2 separate regions of the Homo sapiens genome follow, and region 1 is linked to region 2. The links are chromatin loops, found by intact Hi-C in ENCODE. Cell type or tissue: IMR-90. All regions are shown on one strand. Each heading gives the region's core, and the rest is flanking DNA. Links, peaks and the distances in the headings are about the cores only. Region 1 has its middle 56 kb from the start of B3GAT2. Region 2 has its middle 89 kb from the start of LINC01626.

The links. A loop is a pair of places that touch in the nucleus more often than their neighbours do. Peaks named below come from ENCODE experiments on the same cell type or tissue, not always from the same donor. Only the 100,000 strongest peaks of a DNase experiment are listed, where the experiment ranks them.
Region 1: a loop joins it to region 2, with 4 times the contacts of the local background. A loop is called at or near these places in 2 of 110 quality-filtered maps.

The regions. Positions count from the first base shown.
Region 1 is chr6:71,010,338-71,015,725 of GRCh38, reverse strand. No RefSeq gene overlaps it. Among named protein-coding and RNA genes, the nearest start is that of B3GAT2, 56 kb to the right of the region's middle. RefSeq lists an enhancer at 5,355-5,388. In IMR-90, for the core only: a CTCF peak has its summit at 2,690 (motif pointing right); no DNase peak of the experiment used is centred there; H3K27me3 peaks cover 383 bases.
Region 2 is chr6:71,507,403-71,512,790 of GRCh38, reverse strand. No RefSeq gene overlaps it. Among named protein-coding and RNA genes, the nearest start is that of LINC01626, 89 kb to the right of the region's middle. In IMR-90, for the core only: a CTCF peak has its summit at 2,494 (motif pointing right); a DNase peak (open chromatin) is centred at 2,520.

The DNA.
Region 1 (5,388 bases), core at 254-5,253, 500 kb after region 2:
TAAACAACACTTCAAGCTTATTCTTTCCAAAATCAATTTAACTATTTTCCTCCAAAAATGACTTTTTATCTTATAGTATCTCAACTTACACTAAGACTTTCCATTCAGGCACCCCAGCATTACATCATGGACCTCAGTTCCTCTTTCTCTGTCCCTAATTACAATTGATCCTACCTCCTAAATCTCTTTCTCATTTGTTTTTGTGTGTTCATTCCTACCTCCATCAGCTCAGTTAAAGCCCCTAATATCTATCACCTGGACCATTGAAACAGCTTCCTAATTGCTTTTCCTGCCTCTGGTTCTCCTCTCTTCAAATGGTAAACAATTTCCTGTCTAGGAAACAAATCTGATCATGTCACTCTTCTGAAAAACCTCTAATGGTTCCACATTGTTCATGGGGCAATGTCCTGACTCTTAACCCAGCACTCAAGGCCCTTGAGAAATGCCCTGGCCTGCAATTTGGGCCTCATCTCCCTGCTCTTCCCCGTGTGCCTGGAACTTTAGTGTCCCTGAATGGCTCACTCATTCCCGGATGTATCTTCTCATGCCGTTCTCTGCCTGGCATGCTCATGCCCCCTCTCCATTACCAAACTCTTAATATTTATTACCAGTCCTAGCAGAGTTGTCACTCCTCCTTGAAGCCTTCCCTACCCACCACCACCCCCCTCTAAAATAGTGGTAGACAAACCATCAGTATCACCTGGAGCTTGTTAGAAATGCAAATTCTCAGAACCCACCGAAGACCTACTGAAGCCAAACCTCTGGGCGTGGTCACAGCAATCGGTAGTTTAACAAACCCTGCAGGTGATTCTAATGCACGTTTGTGTTTGAGAACTACTGCTCTAAAGACTATTTATCAGCTATTTCTCTTCATACTAATGGTAATTACCCAAGTTTCTTCTCCATTACTTAAGAAGAAGTATCTCACATGCAGGAAGCTTGTCTTACTCATCTTAGTTACTTCAGTGTCTGAAACATAGAAGTCTATCAATCGCTCTGCAAATCAAATCCGAAATAAATAAGTTGGGGAAGGGGCTGTGATGGGGAGATATTGGTCAAAGAATACAAAATTTCAGTTGGGATGAATAAATTCTGGAGATCTATTGTACAGTATGGTGACTATAAACAATAATAACATATACTTTTAAAAATATTATATACTTGAAAACTGCTGAGAGATTATCTTAAATGTTCTCACCACAAAACATAACTCCGTGAGATAATATATATGTGAATTAGCTTGATCAATCATTTCACAACATACACATATTTCAAAACATTACATTGTACATTGTAAATATATACAAGTTTTATTTGTCAATTATACCTCACTAAAGCTGGGAAATTTTTTAAATAAATTTTTTACCTAAAATTGAAGAACTCCTGTTATCATACTCCTGGCTTTTTACAGTCCTATCTATAACATTAAAATTTTTTAAACTATAGTTTTTCCTCATGTCCCTTCCCTAACTTGCCAGATTCTCCAGATGTCAATCCTTCCAGAGTTGGATGGTTCTTGTCCCCACAGAACAGAGTGTGAAATCCCAATAATCAACCCAGCATGGCAGGCAGCCTCCAACACCAGTTTTTCTTCCTTTGACAATGGACCCTGTGCAGCAAGCTTTTAGGAACCAGCTTTAGTCCAAGTGCCTGAAGCACTTTATACTCATTCATCTGAAATTGCTGGTTATAGGACAATTTCACAGACACAGACACACACACACACACACACACACACACCCCTTGTTGAAGGCCCAAGTAAATATTTAGCATTATCAATAAGGATAATCCCATTAAAGTGAAATAAGAGAAAAATGTTAATGGCTAAACTGAATATATTTGGTTATTGTTTCTCTTTTGAGAAATATATCTCGTGCCATAATGGTATTTTAGTGTAACTCTAAAGTGTGTTTATACAAAATTAGAGAAACTTTGGTTCCACTTTGTGGCAGCACCATAATGTCTATGTCACATGATGCCAACTATTAAATATTAATACAAAGGCAGGGATTTAATGTCTGTTTCCCCTAGAGGAGTGCCTGGTACGAGGTAGGCTGTTGATAATATTTGTTGATTATTGATTTTTTTATTGGTCCTAATAACTGAATTTTTAGTTAAGCCAAAAAATGCACACAGTATAAATATACAGTTTTCACATTATTTTTGTCTAAAAGGAGCTAATGACTAGCTCCATTTTGAACTACAAAATGCAAATTAGTTTCATGTTTTGTTTAAAATTCCTCAGTCTCCTCTAGCTGTCCCTCTGGAGAGTTCAGGTTCTTCCCATCATTTAATGATCTGTTTACTGAAGCCAAGGGCAGAGTTGCTAGTGGTTAACTTCCCAAAACACTGGTTGTTAATAGTAACAGCTGATACGCTGTTGTCTGGCTGCAGCTGTGCTGGGAAATCAATAGTTCTTTGTTGATTAATAACTGATTTCTCCACTGATCAAAATGCACAGATCAATGCACTGCTCCATCTGGTTGCAGCCTCCACCCCCGCTTCCTCCCCAAATAATGGATGCCTCAGCCAAACTGTAGCACCCATTCCTGCCATCCAATTCATGTTTCATTCTGCTCAGAATATGACTGGGATACCCTACGATGAACAAGAAGGTTGGGCCATACCCGAAATTTGGCTTTCAAATTTTATAGCCAGTTATCTGTGCACTACCCCTGCTTCCTGTCCACTAGATGGTGCTACAGACCTGTGTTTGTAACAGTTCACTAGGCTTTGAGAAAGATTGAAAACTGTAGACAGGTGAAATGCTGTGGAATGTTTAAAATCTATGAACGTTAATTCTTTAAACATTCTGGTCTGTGCATGTGTCTTGGCAGGCACTTTAATAAAAAGTCCATCTAAATGAATGGAAATTCACAACTTGCCCATTTATTTATTACACCTGGCAGCCTGGGGCATACACAATTTCAGGGCAAGCACCTCCTGGCACCTCTGTAAACAATATAAAGCAGCTGTTTACTCAGTGCATAACAATTAATGTGCTCCCTAAAGGGTAGAATTTATGACACTGAATACATAAGAGAATGCTTTGTGATCTCCCAAGACACTGCTCAGTAAAATCAGTGGGTTGTCATATCTCAGGTTCATTAATTGCTCTACGGATCCTAATACCCGGTAGAGAAATCAGAGTAGGAATTTAGCCAGTGAGCTTTTGTGTTTCCAGTAATCACCTTTCAGTCAAGATTGAGGGTCAAATTCATGGAGGAATCCAGTTTTTCAAGGAAACCTTGGCTTTTTTTTTTTTTTTTTTTAACTATGAAAGAACTTCCCTTCTGGTTATTTCTATACCAGTTCTACTGCTGGGGGGATGGGGAGCTAGTAGTAAATATGGCTCATTTGGAAAGTGATCTGAATCCTCTTTTGTAAAAAGGCTAATTTTGTTGTTCTATTGTGTTCTTTCCCTTTGTGGCACTGAAGACCTCTCAGCAATAACATAAATCAAGCAGATTTGGCTTGGAGGCAGCCATCAGCTTCCTGTCCTTGTGACAAAATGGACTTAACCTCATTTGCAATCGACCACCCCCTTTTCACTGATTTTGAATTGTTTGGTTAACTCACTTTGGGAAGGAGTATCAATAATTCAGCATTAGCCAGTTGGCATGTCACCCTGACAGATGGAAACAGCTACAGTGCTATTGATTCAGTTACTCCCTCTCAGGGGGCAGTGGTGAGATTCCACCCACCCTCACTCCCCCATCTCCTGTCTATGGGATTAGTGAGAGAATAGCAAATGGTTCCAACACAGTCACTAAACCCTGTCCAAGACCTCCTGACTACAGCCAAATATGCAAATTTCCCAGGATGTTTTCACATCAGAAAAAAAATGAAGAAGCAAGAGCAAAGGGGGCTGAACAAGGCACCGGAGAAGAGAACTGAGCACCTGGGGGTCAGCAAGAGGTGACCCAGAAAAAAAGCCAAGCCAGGGACCAGCCCCCCTGCTCCTGATTCAGCCCCCCTCCCAGACACATCAGCAAAGGACGGGAGGGAGAAGGAAGCGTGTGTGTCTGTGTGTGTGTGTGTGTGTGTGTGTGTGTGTGCATAAAACAGAGAAAGAGAAGGGGACAGAGACAGGCAGATAGATAGAAAAAGAAGAAAGAGATGGTAAAATTGTGGAGGTTTGGTTGTATACCATGTTTGTTTGGGACTGTGTAATTGTTGGCTTCCCTATTCCTCAGGTTTGTCAGCGGCTGTCACTAAGCACAGTTTAGGAAGGTGAGGGACGGTCAATAGTGATCTAGTCTGGTATTACATAGCTTATGGTTAAAGGCCTTAGTCAAGGAATGCACAACAAAAATGTTTGCTTTGTGTCTATAGTTGAAATAAACCTGTTTTATGTTTATGCTGTCTTTGGATTCATAAAAATTTAGAATTCCATAAAGACTTTGGAGTCTTTATGGAATTAGGACATACAAATTAGGACATCAGTAAGATGGCCAACTAGAAGCTCCTAGCACTCTTCCACACACACAAAACAGAACAAAACAATGAATAAATAACTACATTTTGACTAAAATAGCTAAAAGAGAGCACTAGGGAATAGGAAAAATCCAGCAGGAATCCTATAGAGCTCAGAAACCCAAGATGGCCACATAGAAAATGGAAGAAAATACCTCGCCTCCACCACTCCATCCCCACAGTTGAGATCAGCTTGGAACCAGGAGGGACTTTTCCTTGCAGGGAAAAGGTGAGCAAGAGGATCCCAGCACCCCCATCACCATCTCGGCTACCTGCAGTCTTCACTACTGGAGACTCCTACAGTCCTCACAGGTTCTGAGCCCAGCTGAGACAGTTCCCTGGAGTCCATATGCTGAGCTAACCTTAGAGGAGCCTATACTGCATGCCTCCACTAGCCTGTACTGCTACTTCTCTGCACCACTGTGGAACAGAAGCAATGTTAGAGTGAGCTCTGCTCCAGGGTGAGTAGCCATTGTATACCTCCATCCCAAGAGGCTCAGCCACCCCTGTCCCACATCTACCCAGGAGCCCAGTATCTCTGAGCAGAGTTGCTGCTACATCCAACCCCCAGGACCAAGCTACCACAAAGCCGTTTCATCCTGCCGTCTCAGTTGCTGGTATTCCCTCTCCTCAGGGACAAACTGAAGTGATACCCCACAGCCAGGGATCCAGAACTTTGAACTCTCAGAGCAGTCACACCCCTAGAGCTACAGCTGAGGCAGCATCCAGTCCTGTGGCCTCCTGAACACGGGAAAAGTCATGACCCTGGCCCCAGAGCAGATGTAGTAGCCCATCCACCAGGGACCTCAGGTCTTCTGCACAAGAGAGCAGTTGCACCTCCCAGCACCCCAGCTCATCCTGCACTCTACCATCAGGGATGCAGAGGCTCCACTGAACCTGGTAGCTGAAATT
Region 2 (5,388 bases), core at 124-5,123:
CTAATAAACTTGAGTGAGGTCATGAGCAGTAAGAATCTCTTGAAGCTGCTGAATGCTGAATGCTTTTTAAAGAAATGTCCAATAAAGTATGTCATATCACAAAGATAGGTCCAGTTATTACCTTTTTTTTTTTCACATGAAAAACCTGAAGTCAACAGTGGTTTCTCAACCACATGGCTCACAGCTGAGTTGTCCTTAATTTCCCTTTCCCACATACCCCACACCAATTCCATTAGCAAGTCCTGTCAGCCCTATCTTCAAAATATATCCCAAGTCCAACCAGTTCTTACCACTTCACTGCTGCCACCCTAGTTCAATTGGCAACTATCACTTTTCAGAACAGCTGCAACAGCCTCTAATTTCTCTTTCTGTATGCGTTCCCACCCTCCGACTATCCAGTGCCTACACACAGCCAGAAAGATCTTTCCAACGTTTAAATCAGATCATGTGCCTCCTCTAGCCACAAATCCTCCAATGACTTTCCATTACCTTCAGGGCTTTTTGTGATTAGCCCCTTCCTGTATCTCTGATTTTACCATGCTCAACTTTCTCCCCAATTCACCATCCTCCAGCCAAATTGGGTAGCTTTCTGTGCTTCAAACATGCCAATCTTCCTGACTCAGGGTCTTTGTCCCTACTCCTGCTTCTTTCTGGGTTTCTTTTCCTTCAGATCTTTTCATGATTGATTTTTTTTAAGAGACAGGGTCTCGCTATGTTGGCCAAGTTGTTCTTGAGGTCTTGAACTCCTGGCCTCAAGCAATTCTCCCACCTCGGTCTCCCAAAGTGCTAGGATTACAGGAATGAGCCACCGCACCCAGCCATGATTGCTTCTTTATGCTCAGTCTTGTCTCAAGTGTTACTTCCTCAGAGAGGTTCCCAGTCTTAGCAAAGCAGCTTTTCCCCCATTCCTCTATCATATTGTTCTCCTTTATCTTCTTCATAACACTATTGACATCTGAAATTATTTTATTTATTATGTGTTTATCACTTCCTCAATATTAGTTATCAATCACTGCATAATTATGTAAAACTTCGCAGCTTGAAACAACAACAATCATTTATTATCTCACATACTTTTTTGTGAGTTAAGAATTTGGGAGTGGCTTAGTTGGGTTGTTCTGCCTCAGAGTCTCATACAAGGTTGCAGTTAGATGTCAGCCAGGGCTGCAGTCATCTGAAGACTTGACTGGGGCTAGAAAATCTGATTTTAAGATGGCTGACACACATGGTAGGCAGGTTTATGCTGGTGACCAGACAGAGGTCTCAATTCCTTGCCACATGGATTTCTCCACAGGGCTGCTGGAGTGTCCTCACAATATGGCAGCTGGATTCCCCAAGAGCAAGTGATCCAAGAGAAAGCAAGGCAGAAATCACAATGTGCTTTTTTATCTAGACTTGGAAGTAACACATGGTTGTTCCAGCACTGTCCTATAGTTTATACAGGTCATCCCTATTCAATGTGAGAAAGGACTAGACTAGGGTAGAAATATATATATATATAAAATATATATATCACATGAATATATATATTGAATATATATGAATATATATTCATATGATATATATATAAAGAGGCAAAAATCATTTGGGGGGCACTTTGGATGCTGGCTGACACACCCTGGAAATCCTGACTCTGTCCTGTTTAAAAATATCCCTACTGACCAGGAAAATATCTGATGCTCAGTAAATGATTAATAGTTGACCAGCTGGTTAATGGAAGATTTGTATCTCAGTTTCTGAGTTTGTGTTCATGCATATGTGTGTTTGTAAAAAACACTAACTGGGAATCAAAGGAAGTGAGTTCCTTCTTAGCTTTGTCCTGACTTGGTCATGTGCCCATGTATAAGTCACTTAACCTTCATGATCTTCAATAGCTTCATCTATAAACTGGGAATAATATGTATCCTGTCTCATGCCCACATTTGCTGTAAACATTGTGTAATGGAAACTTTGCTCAATTTGGATTCAGAATAACAAATTCTGGATTCAAATCTTGTGGTAGTAAAGTTGTGTCACATTAGTCCTCACCCTCCATTTCCTTTTTAACAGAACAAATAGGTTAAATTAGATCATCTGTAATGTTCTTCAGATTCTATAGTCTCTATGGCTAATGCAACAAATGATGTAATTTGAGGGCACTTTAAGAAACAGTATTGTGTGGTTTTGCAAAGAACATTATTATTATTACCAAAAGAGTCACAACACAAGTCAACCTGTCATTAAAGTAGCAGTTTGGCATTCTGATTGAGGGATGGGCAGGCCAGCACGGCAATGTCACACATTGTTAGAAGGGCCTAGAGGACAATTAGAGGTGGAATTGGCAATTACTGGCAATCCCGACTTCAGTTGATCGTGCTGTTGCGACCACTTCGCAGGCTCCACTTCAGCTGGCTAAAACCTTGCCAATGGCCTCTGAGGTTTCTGATTTGATGGCCCAGATAATTCAAGAAAGTGTGAGGAAAAACTTTCTCACCAGGGCCCCAGAGGGCACCCTTGCACCTTTCTAGAAATGAAGGGTAACAGCCTCAACCACAAGTCAGCTGTGATTTGTGAGTACTATAAACACAGACTTATTTTAGAATTCTGGTCAGCCTCTCTCAGTCCCCACATGTACTCATGGACCTCAGCCAAGAACAATTCCCCTCCCTAAATTGTAAGAAATCTTCAAAGGCCACCAAATCACTAAATGCAAAAGACTCCTGGTAAAACTCCTTCATCATAAGATGTCATTTAATATTCTCTCTGCTTTTGTTTTAAAACTTGTTTATCAGAAGTCAGTAAGAATTGAGGCAATAACACCTATCACATTTGTACTTCAGGCATGTTTGTTTTTTCAATATCATTTGAAAACTAAGATTTGTAGGTTTTGCAAAACACATATTTTTTTATTTGGCATAGAGACAGTTTAACTTTGAGATCTCTCACTAATTGTTTTTCTTACTAAAACAGCTTCAACTTTGGCAATCATAACCCACTTGGTCCTCATAGTGGACAATACACTTAGCAGCCTGTATTTTATATATATATATACACATTATACATAGTAACAGAAAAGTAAATGTCTACAGAAATGTTATTGTTTATATCTTGTATGAATAATATTTCCCATACTTCTAAGAACTCAGAAACATATCTTTCATCTGTCTTTAGAATAAACTCTGGGGTGTAAAATTCTGAACAATGATGTAACTGATATATTTGAACAAACATCTGTAAAGCAAGACAAAGTGTCATTGATTTGTTTGTGGAACTAGACCATTTGAAGTCAAGTATGTGGATCTTAGTGGCTTACTTGTCAGCATTCTTACCAGTGGTGGCTAGTTAAAATAAGCTTAAAACATTCAAGCATATTAACACAGCTCTGGGCATAGGACCCAAAAGAAAACATTAGGATTCAAAGCAATACAAAACAGTGCTACCAATTACACTGCATTACACTTCTTAGATTTTTGATGCTTAATCCCTCAAAGCCACCTTGAACCATGTGCTGAAGCCACCAAGAGTGTTGAATGAAAAAATCCAAGGGGATTAAGGAGTCATTTCCACTAGAGAGAAACACGTTTTCTCAGCTGTTCTGGTTTCTATGAGGAGGGATTTTCCCTAAACACTTCTGCCCTATTTCTGTTCCTTTACTCCCTTTCTCCTGGGGAGCAGAGAAATCTATCATACTGGGAATTTAAGGGTAAATTTGGCATGCTGAGCTCAGTTTCACCCACCATCATTTTTGGAAGAAAGAGACCCTCTGCTCCTTCATTCTTAAATCCTATCTGGCAAGATAACGCCCCCCTTATCCCGCAAGCTGGGGAGGCTCACTAGGCTCCAGCATTATAAATAGAGTGGATAAGTCTCTGAGGGTCAGTTAGCGGAATAGTTCTTTCTCACAAAGAACAAACTTCAACTTTCCCAATATTTTGGGATTCCATCTGTCAATCTTTGTCTTATACTGTGTAACAGTATCTTACAGTATCCAACGATGTCCAACAAACCAATTAACAGAAAAGTTTCTCCACATTTTTTATATCCCCCAAATCTAGCCCACACGTGCAGCTATATACTGGGTTTGAAGAAATACACATGTTAAGAAGGTATATAGTTAAGGTTGAGACTTAAGAAAATGCTCTTGATACCATGTTAAGTGAAAAGAGAGGTAAAAATTTTGTCCATATTGTGAACACTGCATTAAGCATTCATGAAAGTCCACTTTTTTTTGCAAAATCATTAGTATTTTATTGAGTTTTATAAAATATTTTTTTCATGTTTTAGTTGGTTCTCTCCCTACTGAAATACATCTTATTATATTTTCAAATAGGTTTCCTAAGCAGAGACCTCTTGCTTAGCATACAACTCCGAAGAAAAAAAGCTATTTTGTGTAGAAAGCAAAATAGTTGTTTTATAATCAGCAAATGCAGTATCTACAAATACTGTTATTTATTTTATCCAGTCAATATAGAGGAAAAGAACTTTCTAGTGTTTCTTCCTTATCTGTGTTTTTTCTTCTTTACTCCATACTTTTTCCTATGCTTTGAAATCATATTCAAAGTCCCATTTCTTTATTTTTATTGTTATTTTTGAGACAGCCTCATTCTGTTGCCAAGACTGGAGTGCAGTGGCATGATATCGGATCACTGCAACCTTCACATCCTGGGTTCAAGCAATTCTCATGCCTCAGTCTCCCAAGTAGCTGGGATTACAGTCACCCACAACCACACTTGTCTAATTTTTGTGTTTTTAGTAGACACAGGTTTTATACATGCCGCCCAGGCTGGTCTCAAACTCCTGGCCTCAAGTGATCCACCCACCTCAGCCTCCCAAAGTTCTGGGATTACAAGCATGAGCCACCACGCCAGCCAAAGGTCCCATTTCTTTCTTGACAGCCACTGTCAGGAACTCTGATCTGAGTCAAATGGAAGTTGGATGGGATTATGAAAAATTTTGAGGGCTGCCTCAATTCAAGCACCTAAGTGAGTCCATGAGAATATTATTATTTGTCTTTAATATTTGTAATATTCCTGCAATTATATTGATATCTATATAATGAAGCTAGGAGAATCACATATACAGCATTGAGGTGGACTGCTCATTGCTATTACATTGAAATGAAGAGAAAACTCTAATTTTCAGGAGGAAAATTTTATATCACTCACCACCTAAATGTTTCAGTTAATATTAAGGTCTAAATTTATTAATAGTTCTACCTTTTTAGCCTATATTCAGTTTACAGGCTAGTAGGAAACGTTCCATGTAACGTGTGTGTGTGTGTGTGTGTGTGTGTGTGTGCGCACGCATGGGTTTAAAAAACAGGTGTGAATTGAGGATGCTCTGATTTGAATGCCTGTGTCAGTGTTTGAATGCCTGTGTCAGTGTTTTTTCAGCCTCTTCTATAGTACA